2 separate regions of the Homo sapiens genome follow, and region 2 is linked to region 1. Evidence: chromatin loops called from intact Hi-C (ENCODE). Cell type or tissue: PC-9. All regions are shown on one strand.

Evidence for each region. Hi-C counts contacts between places; a loop is a spot of excess contacts. Peaks named below come from ENCODE experiments on the same cell type or tissue, not always from the same donor. Only the 100,000 strongest peaks of a DNase experiment are listed, where the experiment ranks them.
Region 2: a loop joins it to region 1, with 8 times the contacts of the local background. A loop is called at or near these places in 21 of 110 quality-filtered maps.

What each region holds. Positions count from the first base shown.
Region 1 is chr7:7,415,017-7,417,516 of GRCh38, reverse strand. All of the region lies in intron 27 of COL28A1 (collagen type XXVIII alpha 1 chain), which reads left to right. Among named protein-coding and RNA genes, the nearest start is that of COL28A1, 120 kb to the left of the region's middle. In PC-9, no CTCF peak of the experiment used is centred here; DNase peaks (open chromatin) are centred at 1,156 and 2,096; H3K27ac peaks cover 2,332 bases.
Region 2 is chr7:7,175,804-7,178,303 of GRCh38, reverse strand. It overlaps a transcript of C1GALT1 not described here. Among named protein-coding and RNA genes, the nearest start is that of C1GALT1, 5.5 kb to the left of the region's middle. In PC-9, no CTCF peak of the experiment used is centred here; DNase peaks (open chromatin) are centred at 23, 1,033 and 1,703; H3K4me3 peaks cover 465 bases; H3K27ac peaks cover 2,306 bases.

The DNA of each region.
Region 1 (2,500 bases):
TCCTTCCCTCCCCCTCCCTCCTTCCCTTACCTTCCTCACCTGTATCCTCCATGGTAGCCCAGGGCTTCCCAATCTTAGCTCACAGTGGAATCACCTAGGGAGCTTTTGGATAGTACTAATGCCCTTTCCCAGAGGAACGAAATCCGAATCTCTGGGAGTAGAGTGTGAGTGCTGTGGTTTTCAAAGCTCTCCAAGGGATTCTCCTGAGCAGCCAAGGTGAGAACCTCTATTCTAGGCCCTGAGTCTGTGTTACTGGAATTCATAGCCATCTGCATGTCACTTTGCTTCTGCGTCAGCAGCAACAAGCTTGTCCAGCATGCTGGGACTCTCAGGGTCTCTCATGTCTCAGTAGACAAATTTGGCATCTAAACATTACTATGTAATTCTAAAAAATTCCCTCTTCTGCTTCTAATATGTTGATGATGTTGTTCTTATCGGTTCACTCTCTTTTTTTCCGATTCCACTGCTGCCCCCGTCATAAGCTGGTTTTTTATTTTACATACATTTATATATATATATATTTTTACCATGCTTAAGCTTTGAAACTGAGTTATTCACCTCTGGATGATTGAGATTGATTCTAAAACTGTGGGAACATTCAAAATAAACTCCTTTTCAAATAGCAGAACTTCTTAGTCAGTAGGAGACAGTAGGAGCTTAAGATAATGTGAAAATCCTGTGTTGAAATTAAACTGCCTACTTCTGTGTAGAGAGAGTAAGCTTAGTCAAGAGCAGAACTCATAGAATGTGTGTTAAATCTCCAGTTTTATCACACAATGTCTAGAGCTTCTACAGCAGGTCTTCTAAATAACTGTTGTTCATCTCTCGGGCTGAGTATCTAAGCAAAGGCCAAATAGGCATGTTGCCCATATTGTACAAGCCCTGGAAAGAAAATACAGCAACACTCTGCTTTCTCATAAACAACACCAATCTCATACTTAATCTTTAAATTCTGTGGTTAGAAGGTGGTAGTGCTGTATACCCAGTTTTGCATGAGTTTGCTTAGGGAATAAACCTATGCCAAACCACAGGTCCTGTCACCAACATGAGCTCAGTTCACACATGCTGTTAGGTTATTGCTGCCACGTCTTTAGGCCTGGGGCCGGTTTTCTCCACTTTGTTATCTGGGAACTACTTCCTCATTCTCACCTGGGTTGTGTTTAATTAATCCTTACCGACTATAACTTATCTGGCTTCCTGCCTCTCCTTATGCCCTCAGGGTTATGCTGTGTCTAAACTCCATCCTGGGTGAAACCAGGTCCTGAAGCCTCCCATCACAGGAAAGCACCAAAATCAAAACTGCCACGTATCCCATCTTATCAGAAATGAGATAAGCTTTTCCTTCACTTAGGGCTGTAGCCTGATGCTGCTTAGCAGTGAGCCCTGACTAAGGCTCACTCATAAAACTTCTCTAGGCCGGGTGCAGTGGCTCATGCCTGTAATCTCAGCACTGTGGGAGGCCAAGGCAGGCAGATCACTTGAGGTCAGGAGTTCAAGACCAGCCTGGGCAACATGGTGAAACCCCGTGTCTACTAAAAATACAAAACTTAGCTTGGTGTGGTGGTGCATGTCTGTAGTCCCAACTACTCAGGAGGCTGAGGCATGAGAATCGCTTGAACCCAGGAGGCAGAGGCTGCAGTAAGCTGAGATAGTGCCACTGTACTCCAGCCTGGATGACAGAGTGAGACCTTGTCTTCCCAAAAAAAGAAAACTACCCAGCACTTTGGGAGGCCGAGGTGGGTGGATCATGAGGTCAGGAGTTTGAGACCAGCCTCACCAATATGGTGAAACCCCATCTCTACTAAAAATACAAAAATTAGCCAGGCATGGTGGTGCGTACCTGTAATCTCAGCTACTCAGGAGGCTGAGGCAGGAGAATCGCTTGAATCCTGGAGGCGGAGGTTGCAGTGAGCCAAGATCGCACCACTGCACTCCTGCCTGGGCAACAGAGTTAGACTCTGTCTCAAAAAACAAACAAAACAACCAGAAAAACCTCTTTAGACATATTGGATTGCCTGGCATCCAGTTGGTAGCAGGGCAGAGGTTCGTCCCTCAGGACTTCCATCTCATTTTCCTGACTGTGGCAAAAACCGCAATTACTTTTGCACCGACGAAATACCATCACTGCAAAAGGGAGGGAACTGAAAAACCAAATTGGTGGCATTCTTCTGAGTCATTTCAAGGATATAGGAACAGTAAAATTTCATTTCTTACATTCATTTGTTGACTTATTTCCTACCCCTTTCCAAAGAGCATTTGAATCAGTGAAATCTGCTTGCAGGTGTGTGTGCTTAGTAGCCTTTGACGGAAAGCTTTGTTGCTGTTAACCTTTAACACAGAAGCCTGAACTGTACTCTGTCTCTCTATCCCCTTCCACTTATGGGAGAAATAAGGGTTGTAGCTGCAATCACAAGTGATTTGCTTCAACCTAACTTAGTTGCTAGAATATTGGCTCTTCAGCCAGTCATTCATTCATTCAGCTGACCAACCAATACGGATT
Region 2 (2,500 bases), 240 kb after region 1:
TTTAGCTACAGATGCCTCTGATGACTCTCTCTGCAACATTTTCATGGCTCGCCAACAGGTCTGTCTACATTTCTCAGGTCTACCAAGGGGGCGGTTCAATTCTGCTTTGATGTAATCTATCCAAAGATCAGAATCTACAGATCTAAATTCTCTCAAAGCCCTCTGTTGCAGAATTCCTGCATTCTTGCTCCTTTTCAAACTGGATCATTTCCTAAAAAAGTCAACTAAAAATGGATGGCTCTCCTGTAAACTTTTAAACACAGCTCCAGCCTTTTTGTAGCCACCACTTTGGTAAGCCCAATCCAGGTACTTATCTTTCAGTGCCCCCAGTTTTATCACTGATTAGCTGGATGACCTGTAGTAAGTCACCTAACCCTTCTGAATCTCAATTTCCCTATCCACTAACTGGGGAAAATTATCCCAATGTACCCCAAAAGGCAGTCAATGAGATTATATGTAAATATGCTTTACATATAAAGCATTAGCATTCTTTTAATTAAATTAGGCTGATGAGGTCTACCTGATGTTTAAGCAATTAAGCATTAAGTATTTTACATGAATACCATGGAGACCTTTCAGGAAGTGACAACTTATTTACTGATTTTACTGTGTACTGTATAAAATAGTAGCATCATTCATAGCAAGCAGTTTGGATTTAAGAGTATGGCAGAATGGTAGCTTATATGTCAGGTCTCATTTTATGAGCCTGTTGAAAATTTATTACTCTTTTAAAAGAATGCATAATTATCACTGGCTCCTTTTTCTTTTTCATGAATTAATTTGTAACTGTGGCTGAGTATATCTGCTCCTCTTTGTTGTGACAGAGGTACTTAAACAAACTTAATAACAAACATATATATAACCGGTTATTTGAGTTTATGAGTTCATCCTAGAGCAAAATTGCACCCAATAGCAAGAAAATAAATGGCAGAAAACATGTCTTTCTCTTTCAGAGGGCAGAACTTAGGGCACACAGGGGAAGGCTTTATATACTGGAACATCAAAGGTAGAGATGAGGCAATTATTAACAATGCACATTTTTGTGGCATGACTAACCTGAGAGGTAAATATGTTAGAATGAGTAAGACAGAGCCTTAGTGTGAGACTCAAGTCCTGATTATGTAGTGGATGAATGGCCTTAAATACAAGGTCCCTAATTTAATTGTATGGTTTTTTCTTGCTTTCAGCTATTCAGCTGTGAGCCCAAATCAGTTGAAACTACTGGCCTAATTAGATATCAGACTGTTTGTTGTTGTGGATGATCCCTGAGTAAGAAAAAGAAGAACTCTAGGGGGAAGAAAGGGACAGAGCTTCTTGCACCTCATTTCCTATGTTAAATTAGGGAGTAAGTGAAAAATGGACACCAGGAAACAAAGATCAGGGAAATCCTTCTGGCAACATTGTGCTTTTAGACAGAGCTTCTCGTCTCCTATTGAAAATACCTGACAATGCCACCCTGTATAACCTAAGAGAACATTTTCTAAACAGTTTTTATTCCTTGTAGCTACATCTTTACAAAATTTACCAAGATTTTGAGACAATTGGAATGGCTGGTGTTGTTTTCTGAATTGACTGACAGAGGAATAGGGTTAAGATGGAGAATAGAGCAGAGGAAGAAATAAAGAAAAAAAGTCTAGGAAATACATTTAACCTCGAGGGAAGAGGACTCAGTGTGACTCACAGCATATTAGCTTGAAAGCAGAGACTGTCACGTGTGCACTGAGGAACTTGTGTCATCTAGAAAAATATTCTCAGCTTACGAGGCTAGAATCCCTGGGGTTACTCTTTGTTCCTCTAGTTCCCTGGAATAAGAATCAGGAGTGTTCCTTAATTGTTTTCTCAATTGATGAGAAACAGAAGCAGAAACATTTGTTGTAAGTGAAATAGTTGAAGTTTCTTTAGTTTGAAATCCCAAAGGAGTAAATTATTTATAAATGTATATGTTGCATCTGTTATTGAAAAGAACTAATTGACTTACAAATTGTGTAGCTGCATAATGTGGCATTTTTTTTTTCTTATTTCAAGTTGTATTTCTAAATCTAAAGGTGGACCTATAGTAGATACCTTTTCTTGTTTCTATTCATCCTCCATAGAGAAGCATCTCCTTCCTCGACCTTTTTCCACAAATTCCCATTTTGCTGAAATGGCTCACAGAACTTGGGCAAATACTTTACCTATGTTTACTCACTTATTATAATGGATACAGATGAATAGCCAGATAGAAGAGATGTATAATGTAAGGTATGGAAGAAATGGCATGTAGCTTCCATGCTGTCTCCAGGCATACAAACCTCTGGGAACCTCTATGTGTTTGGAAAGCCCCCCAACCCTATCCTTTTGGGGTTTTACAGAGGTAATAAAGGTAAAATGAGGGGATAAAGGTAGGGCCTTTTATCCAATAGACCTGGTGCCCTTCCAAGAAGAGGAAGAGTTCTCTCTCCCCATTATGTAAGGACACAGAGAGAAGCCTATCATCTATAAACCAGAAAAAAAAAAGCCC